2 separate regions of the Homo sapiens genome follow, and region 2 is linked to region 1. A link is an interaction called in ENCODE POLR2A ChIA-PET data of the cell type or tissue named here. Cell type or tissue: PC-3. All regions are shown on one strand. Each heading gives the region's core, and the rest is flanking DNA. Links, peaks and the distances in the headings are about the cores only.

Region 1 (5,383 bases), core at 151-5,150:
GCAATGGGAATGTAGTGGGAGGAACAGAACTTAGTAATTTTAAGCACTAAAATTTTTCGATTTTTTATTACTGCAGTATAACCTAAGTTATGCTATGTAACAGTAAAGAAAGTAAGTACAGATGCTCATTGACTTATGATGGGGTTACATCCTAATAAGCTTATTGTATATATTAAGTTGAAAATGCATTTAATACATCTAACCTCTCAAATATAGCATAGCACAACCTATCTTAAACATTTTACATTAGCCTACACTTGGGCAAAATCATCTAACCCAAAGCCTATTTTATAATAAAGTGTTAAGTATCTCATGCAATTTGTTGAATACTATACTGAAAGTCAAAAACGAAATAGTTGTATGGGTACCTGAAGCATGGTTTCTACTGAATGCACATCACTTTTATACCATTGTAAAGTCCAAACATTGTAAGCCAAGCCATTGTAACTCAGGAACCCTCTGTAAAGTGTTGTGAACTATATTGAGAGGATGGAGAGTAGAGAAGTGCAAATGGGGGTGTAAGTGAGCTAAATCCTCATCTCTGAAAGTAGGAAGTCAGTACGTAGCGTTTAAAAAGAAAGTAAGTAGTCATGTTATTTGGAGATATGGAGGAAACTACCAAGAAACAAACAAACCAAAAACTAATAAAAATAATTAAGCGTTATCGTCCAGGGAATAGGCGTAGGATAGGAAGAGGTGGGGCAGGAGGATTTTTGTTTTTATTACAAATTCTTCCAGACTTTTCTATGGTTTCAAATAATAGTGCTTGTGTTTCTCTTGATAACTTTTTAAAATTTCCACTTATTTGACTGTATTTTATGCAAGCTCTAAAAAAAATTATAATTTTGGGCTGCAGGAACATGGCCATAGAATCCAACAGAAATCTTCTTAAAAGGGAAGTTGTGCTTTGGTTGACTCTGATCTTACATACCTAATTTGTTCCCGAAGAACACTTCACTTTGGACCACCTAACAGTCAAACTGGTAATCTGAAAAGCATCTTCAAAATTCAGACAAAAACAAATGGATTTTTTTTGTTTCTGCTATTTAACAAATTTTCAGAGAAAAAAATACATCAACAAGTAAGGTAATTTAAACTTGGAATTGGCTATTTGCAGACTTGAGGTTGGTCTATAACACACTTTTCAAGGGGTTAGAGTTAAAACTTTTTCTCTATGGATTGTTCTAGATCTGAGTCTGTCTTCCAAAGCCTCCTCTACCAGAATGAAAATCTTCACGAAACTCATCCCTTACCTGACCCCCAGATTTACCGCGACCATACTGTTGACCCTCTCTAAAACCGACATCCCAATCAGTGCAGATAATCCATTCATCTAGGCAGGTCCCAGTTAGAAACCGCATGGCATTTTCAGCATCAGCTCTGTTATGGCATTCTACAAAGCAAAAACCACATGCTGTTTTCTTTATTTTATCCAGGCCCATAAAGATATTCCTGATATCAGATCTACTAAAGAGTTCATGTATTTTCTCTTCGGTTGTATAAAAGGAAAGATTCCCCATATTCAATGTGGAGCTTTCCTTCAGTAATTTTTCCTGCTGAAATTTACGGCCACTGAACTGATGGTCCCGGTAGCAGCTCAGCTCCAAAGCAGGGTCTTTACATAGAATTTTCAGGTCTTTGGACATGGTGCTGGTTGGGCAGCATGCCGATGGCCGTTTTCGGTCCAGCTTGGCAGCAGTGACACCACCACTGAAAACCTAAGTTGAGTTGAAAAAAAGAGGGAAGTCAAAAGGAGGGAAACAGAAGTATAAACCTGTGAATATTTAACATATTTGTGTTCAGATACAAGAACACTTCAGCTCCTGACCATAAGGATCATGTCAAGGCACACTAAAAATAGACAGCTCCAATCCCCAAAACATGGTCATAAAATCCAATTTGTCAAGTCTTCCTGAAAGGGAAGTTGTGCTGTCTTTGGTTGAGACTTAGATCTTATATGCCTGATCTATTACCAAAGAGCACTTTTAATAACAGCATGTTCTTGGAAAATATGGCATAAAACAGTTAAATGGATCAAATTTGCACAGAGAATGAGCACTAACAATTCTGATTAAGGACTAAGCATCAGATAAATCACATATATAATCAATGTTAAAGCACAAGTACAGTTTGGACATACTCTTTCTTAATTTGCAATTCAAGTCTATAACATGGAATCAATATATTGTATTGTTGGGTTACACAATGGGTCCCTATATACCATCAAATATACAAGTAGCACTTTAGAAATGAAAACTCTCTGGTATCATAAATTTGACCTAAATTAAGATTAGATTTTATTGGCAATAATTCCACTTGTTCAAAAGGTAAATAGTAATTAACCTTTCTAGACAATTTTAATTAATTCCTTTTTCTCTTTTACTAAAATTTACTGCAGCATTCGGAGGCATTAAACACGATTTAGTCGGTTTTAGCTACACTTTTCAATGTTATTATAGGGAGGCATATATAGGGAGGCACTGGGTCTCCCTATTTCTATTCTGTTTCGCAGAGGTTCCCAAATTTTAGCATGATAGAAACACCGCAAAACGAGATTAAAATACAGATTCTTGCAGCCCACTCTTAAGATATTCTGATTCAGTAGGTTTGGAGAGGGACCCAAGAATTAACATTTTAACCTACACCCCTCAATGATCCAGATGCAAATGGTCCAAAGATTACACTTTGAGAAACTCTGCTAAGGAAGTGCATTCCCTTAACAAACATTTAATAAGCACTCTACTTGCCAGACACTATGACAGGTGCTATAAGTACAACAATGAAAAGACACAGTGAAAATACAATTTTCAGAAATCACTGTGTCCCCAGTACCTACATGAACAATGCCTTGTACACCTTAGACACACAATAAATATTTGTTAATGACTGGATGAATGAATGAGCTCATAATTGAGTGATGAAGGCAAACAAGTAAACATGAAAATACAATATGGTGTAATCAATACTATTTTAGAGATATTCATGGAGGAAGGGGAGAAGGGAGTTAACATTTATTGGGGATCTACTTTGTGACAGGCACTGTGCTCACTTGCCACTACAACACCCAAGAGGAGAAGCAGTTACCTCAGCCTGGGGACAACAGAGAAGGCTTCTGGAGAAGGGACTGCATGCACTGATTCTCAAAGGACAAGGAAGGTATGTATATGTGTGTGTTGCAGGGCTGGGGGGTGTAGGAGTTTAGGGAATGAACCAGGCAGAGGGAACATGTGCAAGGGCAGAACACAAAGAAAAAATAAAAGCCCAGAAAACTGAAATGGAAGATTAAATAAAACCAGATGTAAACAACAGTGCTGTGCAATTCAAAGCAATGAAAATGGGAGTCCCTATTTAGATGTCATTTGAAGAGAAGTAGGAAGCCCACTGGCCAAAAATCATCTTCCTGACAGCCTGTCAAGGATGTCTGAAAGTATACCACTGGAAACTCATTACTTTAAGTCATTGACAAATTGCCCCGTTAAAAAACAAATATCCCTCCTAGACTTCATTTCCTTTTTTTTTTTTTTTGATCTGGTTACTAGATAAGCTACCAGAGAATGTGATAGCTATAGTGGATTTCATTTCATCCAGGCATTGGACAAAGTTTGCCATAATTTCCTTGTAGATGAGATGGCAAAATATAAGCTGGATGCTTCAGGCATTTGTTGAGATGAGCCTATAACTAGTTGAACAACTATAGCCAAAGAAGCGAACACATGGTTTGGTGTCAGACTGGAAGGAAGGTTCTAGCAGAGAGCCAAAGGCTCTGTTATTGGCCATGTCTTGTTTGGCTCATTTATAACTTGGCTCACTACAAACAAGAGCTTTTAAAATGGTCAGAGCAGTCCAAAGACAATGGGCTGCCTTGAGCTAGGCACCCAGTAGTGAAGCAGTGGAGATGCCCCTTTGAATCAATGTAGTGTTATGACTCAAGCATGAATTTTGAAGTCAAAAGACCTTGGTTCAAATCTCAACTTCACCATTTACTAGCAATATGACCCTAGGCAGGGCACTTAACAATACTGATTTCAATCTTCTCATCTGTAAACTGGAGAGCAAAATACCTATCTTGCAACAAATACTGTGACAATGTCATATGTAAAAACACCCAGCACAGTGTTTGACACACTGTAGGTGTTCAATAAGCAATAGGTATTGTATCAATATTCTGATCAAGTGATTCAAAATAGGATATACAAATACATATCAAATCTACACATAACACAAAAATAAGAGGGACTTTGAAATGATCTGGGCAGTCTTACATGATGCTGAGCCCAAATTGACAAGATAATTGATGGATAGTACTTAAGAATAAATGTAAGGCCGGGTGCAGTGGCTCACGCCTGCAATCCCAGCACTTTGGGAGGCCGAGGCAGGTGGATTGCTTAATCCCAGGAGTTCAAGACCAGCCTGGGCAACATGGTGAAACCTCATCTTTACAACAGATTACAAATATTAGCATGGCGTGGTGGCATGTGACTATAGTCCCAGCTACTTGGAAGGCTGAGGTAGGAGGATCTAGAGCCCAGGAGATCGAGGCTGAAGTGAGCCATAATTGTGCCATTGCACTCCAGCCTGGGTGACAGAGTGAGACCCTGTCTCAGAAAAAAAAAAAAGTATAAATGTAAAGTATTACTTTCAAGCTCAACACGTGGCAAAAGGACAGATTGATGGATATTGGGAAAGATAACTGGCATGGGAGCTTTGTTTTATAATGTGGGGCATCCTCTACTTTATTCTTCTCTTCACTTGTTTCTCCATTCATTCAATCAACATTTATAGAGCACTATGTTAAATTCTGGGGAAACAATAAAAAGTAAGATGCAGCCCTTTCCCTCAGGTAGCTCACAATCTGGGGAGATGGACAACTTAACATACAAATTGCAATGCAATGTAATTATTCTAATCACAGGAGCACACAGTAGGCCCAGAGGTAGCACAAAGAAGGGAGTACAAAACTACAGAGGAGGATGAGGAGGGGAAAACAACTTTCTAAAGGACCTGATTCCTGAGCTTTTTTAACAAAAAATTTACGTAGTATTTACTTTTTTGAATAGTGAATTCAGATTTGTGTTACAAAATGCAGAATGTACAAATAGGTGGAAAAAGGAAGTCTTCTTCCCACTCCTGTGCCCCAGCCACCCAATCATTGTCACTAGTTTCTTGTGTATCTACCCAGACATAGTCTGAGTCCAATTTTGAAAGCTGAATAAAGATTTGACTGGAAGACCAAGGGGTCATTCTAGGCAGAGAGAACAGTGTGTATGAAGGCATGAAGGCGTGATGGGGGGTGTTCAGTCTGACGTTATTTGGGCAAAGAAAATAAGGAAAAGATGATAGGAGATAAGATTGGAAGGGTAGGCAAGGCCAGATTGTGAGGGGC
Region 2 (5,383 bases), core at 136-5,135, 140 kb after region 1:
TATAATTGTTAAAAGACCCATTTTTTTTTCCTTTAGACTCTAAAGTTTAGAGTCTTTTTTTAAAGAAGGAGACATGGTCTCATTGTGTTGCCCAGGCTAGATTTGAACTCCTGGGCTCAAGCAATCCTTCCATCTTAGCCTCCCAAGTAGCTGGGATTACAGGCACTAGAGCCTTCTTTGTTGGCTTCTATTTTTCTCCTTTAGATATCTCATAACCCAAATTTATATCTTCTGCATTTAATACACTTAATTTCTTCACTGTTCCCTAGCTTTCCTTCCATTCCATAACCTCTCCCACTGTGTCCTTGTCCTCTTAAGACAAACACCCAGGATATTTAAGGCTGGCCTAGTTTACAGCCCCGTTGCTTCAGCTTCTTGACTATCTGAAGATGGCATTTGGGCAAAAATGTATTGATGATCAAAACCTCTACTAGCTACAATGGCTGCCTGTTCAGTCCTCCTGGTGAGGTCCCTCAGGCACCTTAAACTTAGCAGTTCCTAAACTTCAGCCTCATCTCCTGTGCTGCTCAGTACCAGCATCCATCAGTCACTCAGGCCAGAAAAATGTAAGTTGTCCTTGACTCCTCCCTCTCTTCCAATCCCTACATTGAAATATCACCAACTTCTGTTGAATTTTCCTCCAAAATATATTGTAAATTGTTCTTCTGTCCCACCAGCACTTTTCTCACCTCAGCCACCTTCCTCTCCCACTTGGGCAACGCACAGCTTCCTAACCAAACTCCTTCCTCTACATTTGCCCCTTCCCAACCCATTCTTCACATTACTGCCAGTCTATTTTAAAATCAAAATCTCATCCTGTTGATGCCCTGTTTAAAATGCTCAATGGCTCCTCTTCACTCCTAGGATAAAATTCAAACTCCCTAGTGTGTCTTACAATTAGGGTTCCTGTATAATTTACTACCAAAATCAGGACCCTTTTGAGAGTGAAGGGGGTTGCTGGTAATAAGTATGCAGGGACAATAGACATATGTACACTCTCCTTATACAGTCCCTTATGATCTAGTCTCACCAGCCCACCCCTCATCACAGCTCTTCATCCTACCCGAAAATACACACACACACACCCCCCCCCCACACACACACACACCCACACACACACACACGCCACTTCCTTTGGGGTGTCCAGGTAAACGTGCTATTCTGCCTGCCTGAAACACCCTTCTCTTCACTCGCTCTTTGGCCAACTTCCAGTCAACTACTTCAAAAGTCAAAGTATTTTTCTCCAGGAAGTCTTTCCTGACTCCCAAGGCTGGCTTGGGTGCCCCCCCGCAACCCCCACACTCCCATAGCATTTTGTTCTTCCCTCATCATAGTACTTATCACACCACATTGTAATTACCCATTTCCCTATCTGTTTCTTCCTCTACATCAAGTGCATCTCAGCGTCAAGGACCACGTTAGGCCGCTTCTGCATTCCTAGCGTCTAGCACAGTGCTTGGTGTGTGAAAATGCACTGAGCTATGCCCTTAGGGCGTGCACACATTCCTGTCTGCTGAATGAGTGTGGACTGGGCACGGTGTTGTCCCGTGGTTGCGGAGGACATACAGGGGAAGAGGGGGCCAGGAGGACCGACAGGTGCCACTCCTTCCACTGCTGCCACTCCTTCCACTGCTGGAGCCCCCAGTCCTGTTGCCCTGGGTGCCCCTTCCCTCCATCCTCTCTGCTAGGCGCCCCCTAGTGGCAGATGGACAGCAGTGACAGGCCCTGTGAACCAGGTGGCGGCGGCAGGAAAGGAAGCGAGTGTGTGCGCGTGGAGGGGGAGGGGGTGTCCTCAGCCAGGAGGCAGCTGTGCAGCCAGTCCTAGGGAAAGCTGGGATGAGGCTTTAGCCAGGGAAGCCCGCCCGTCACCGTGCTCCTTCTCTGCCTCACTGCAGCCCCTCCCACACCACAAAGTCCCCGCCCATTGTTATCATTAGAGGCTCTACCCCAAGAACTTTGAGGGCGATGACTAAAATTGGGCTGTGTGGCTCCAGGCTGCTTACAAGCGGGAAAATCTCTGCTCAGCATATTACCCAGGAGGAATGGATTGGTCAGACCTGGCTGGCCTGTTTTGTTTTATATTCAAACCCTGAATCAGAGCCACACCATGAGTGAGCTCATGGCAACTCTATGGGTGAAGCAACAAGAACCCAGCCGCAGCAGTTAGTGGACACGCCAGAGGGGGGAGGGGTGGGGACTTGGCTAAGAAGATAAAATCTTGAGCCAGTCAGAAAACAACAACAAAAAACACAATGGGGCTGAGGGAATAAGGCCTATTGTCACCCTGTACAGTTTCAGCTATTTTTGCTTCAAAATGAGCTTCCCCTTATTTTTTATAGTTGGCAGCTGAGCTATTGGAGGAATGAATATATTGGGGAAGAAAAGCTCAGGAAAGGGGAAGGATGGGGAGAGAAGTCTGACTGTCAGTGGAGAGTCTCTGGTTTTCCTTAGGGCACGGGGTGGGGGGACAGTAGACCAAGGAGTGGGCATACAGTAGCCCATGAGCAGTGAGGACTAGGGAAGGAGGAGCCACACCCACATGGGCAGGTTTCTGAGTCTCAGGCTCATTCCTGCCTCAGCCTCCCAAAGTGCTGGGATTACAGGTGTGAGCCACCGCACCCACACACTATTTTATTTATTTATTTCCTGGCTCCTAGAACTGAACACTTATTTTAAAAAATAACTTTATAGGACGGGCACGGTGGCTCACGCCTGTAATCCCAGCACTTTGGGAGGCTGAGGCAGGTGGATCACTTGAGGTCAGGAGTTCAAGACGAGCCTGACCAACATGGTGAATCCCCATCTCTACTAAAAATACAAAAATTAGCCAGGTGTGGCGGCGGGCACCTGTAATCCCAGCTTCTTAGAAGGCTGAGGCACGAGAATCACTTGAACCTGGGAGGCGGAGGTTGCAGCGAGCCGAGGTTGCACCACTGCACTCCAGCCTGGGCTAAAGTGAGACTCTGTCTTAAACCCAAACTTTAAAACTTTATAGCAACAAATAGCAGTTGAAGAGTTGTAAAGAGTCAAGTAAATGTTATAAACACAAAAAGAAATGCTCGAGCCAAGATTTTACAGAGTATCAAGCTTTATCTGCCATAATTTGGAGCACAATTTGCTTTATTCTTAAACAAGGAGTCTCAGAGTGGTAAAAAAAAAAAAAAAAAAAAAAAAATCTGCAAGAGAAAAACAAGTCTCCAAACACAGTGGAGGCAAAGCAGAGGGGGAATCTCTGGCTGTAGCACTCTTGCTTTTTAAACCACCACTGCCAAGACAGAAGCCACTTGTTTCAAACAGCAGCATCCATTCTATGTCATACCCCCTCACCTCCCTGCATTCTCAGGACCAGAGAAGAAGCTCAGCAACTCTGTAAGTTGGTGCCTCTATAAAAGATTTTTTTCATCTAAGTTGGGGCTGCTAGTCCTGGTCTTCTTTCCAGATTTGGATACCAAGTGTTTTCTGCTGAAAGTGTTAACTTGTATACTAATCGCATGTAGCCCTTAACAACCTGAAGGCATTAAAATCATAAAAAGCCTGAAATCCCAGAAAAGCATCATTTTCCTATTGCCATGCCCTCCTGCCATCTCATCCTTACTAGTTCTCAGTTGTGGGGGAGAACAAAGAGGCCTCTTAAAGGGAATCTGGTTATTGGAGGCACCTACCTTACAAAAAACTTGAAGTGAGGCTGAGGGGAGGAAGCTTTGCATTACTGCCCTGGGGACCACCACTCATAGAGATGTTGAGTAAACACATTCTGTGTGTGAAAAGCAGCCATTACATTAGGTCAGGAAACAGAGCCAGCCTCCTACCCCTGCTTTAGTCTGTACCTCCATTCTTCAGACAGGTGTTCAAGGGCAATCATGTAGCTATCACAACTAGAGTTTCTTGTCAACTGTGCTCGCTGCAACTCCACTTAGCTTTGGTGCTGCCTCCTCCTCATGCCCTGGCAGGTCTGCTCCTGCTACTATTCCCCACAGTCAAGAACTGCTTTGAGGCTAGGCACCGTGGCTCATGCCTGTAATCCCAGCACTTTGGGAGGCTGAGGCGGGTGGATCACCTGAGGTCGAGAGTCCGAGACCAGCCTGGACAACATGGTAAAACACCATCTCTACTAAAAATACAAAAATTAGCCAGCTACTTGGGAGGCTGAGGCAGGAAAATCACATGAATCCGGGAGGCGGAGGTTGCAGTAAGCCGAGATCGTGCCACTGCACTCCAGCCTGAGCAACAGAGCGATGCTCTGTCTCAAAAAACAAAAACAACAAAAACAAAAAACAACTGCTTTGAAAGGGATCAAAGTTGGGGACTGGGCCTTTTTTGAATAATCTCAAAACCTCATCCTAGGAAATGAATTACCCAAAGGGGCCCACAAGAGAGATCTTAATGTCAAAATATTCTGTAACAATGAGACCTGACCCACTGATCCAATACTTTAGGAAATAGCATGATGAGCAAGTGAAGGCATTGGTGCTTCACATCAGCTTCTCCCAGAGCAAAAATCTGAGATTAAAGAGGTCTAGAGGGTTAGAGGCGCACATTTCATAGTATACTTTAGTCCCTCCTGAATCACTTTTATCAAAGAGCTAGCTGTAAAATAGATATCCCGATATCCAACAAAAGCAAAAACAAAATAAACAAAAGTAGACCTGGGCTTCACAAATAAGGAAGCACTCTTCATGAAGCTCTGTAGCCATGTAGCTTCCCAAAGTAAAAGAGCACCCTTATTTGATGATGGGCCAAGAAACTCACTCACTTAAGGCCGCCATGGTGGCTCATGCCTGTAATCCGAGCACTCTGTGAGGCCAAGGTGGGCGGATCACTTGAGGCCAGGAGTTTGAGACCAGACTGAGCAACATGGCAAAACCCTGTCTCTACTAAAAATACAAAAATTAGCTAGGTGTGATGGTGCACACCTGTAATCCCAGATAACCTGTAATCCCTCTCGAGGCTGAGGCAGGAGAATCACTTGAATCCAGGAGGTGGAGGTTGCAGTGAGCCAAGATCGAGCCACTGCACTCCAGCCTGGGTGACAGAGCAAGAGAAAGATGAAAGACAGAAAGAAAGACAGACAGACAGACAGAGAGAGAAAGAGAAGGAAGGAAAGAAAAGAAAGAAATGAAGAAAGAGAGAGCTAAAGGGAAAGAAAGAAAGAGAAAAAAAAGGAAAGAAAGAAGGAAACTTAAAATTTTGGAATGCATAATAATTCATCCTTAAATTTTGCACATTTACCTTCTCAAAATAGTTCTTATTTAGCAGGGATGAAAGTAAATGCCCAGCCGGGCACCAGTGGCTCACACCTGTAATCCCAGCACTTTGGGAGGCTGAGGCGGGCAGATCACCTGAGGTCAGGAGTTCAAGACCAGCCTGACCAACATGGTGAAAC

The links. ChIA-PET counts read pairs that join two places held together with the same protein. Peaks named below come from ENCODE experiments on the same cell type or tissue, not always from the same donor. Only the 100,000 strongest peaks of a DNase experiment are listed, where the experiment ranks them.
Region 2: POLR2A ChIA-PET joins it to region 1 with 6 read pairs; 6 of 35 experiments call an interaction of 5 or more read pairs at or near these places.

The regions. Positions count from the first base shown.
Region 1 is chrX:107,790,484-107,795,866 of GRCh38, reverse strand. It overlaps NCBP2L (nuclear cap binding protein subunit 2 like), which reads right to left. Exons shown (of 2, transcript NM_001348372.2): 2 at 38-1,718. The coding sequence starts at 1,646. The coding sequence ends at 1,185. Among named protein-coding and RNA genes, the nearest start is that of NCBP2L, 15 kb to the right of the region's middle. In PC-3, for the core only: no CTCF peak of the experiment used is centred there; no DNase peak of the experiment used is centred there; H3K27me3 peaks cover 1,894 bases.
Region 2 is chrX:107,651,633-107,657,015 of GRCh38, reverse strand. No RefSeq gene overlaps it. Among named protein-coding and RNA genes, the nearest start is that of PRPS1, 26 kb to the right of the region's middle. RefSeq lists an enhancer at 1,603-1,897. In PC-3, for the core only: a CTCF peak has its summit at 1,687 (motif pointing left); DNase peaks (open chromatin) are centred at 1,495 and 2,025; H3K4me3 peaks cover 1,361 bases; H3K27ac peaks cover 1,673 bases.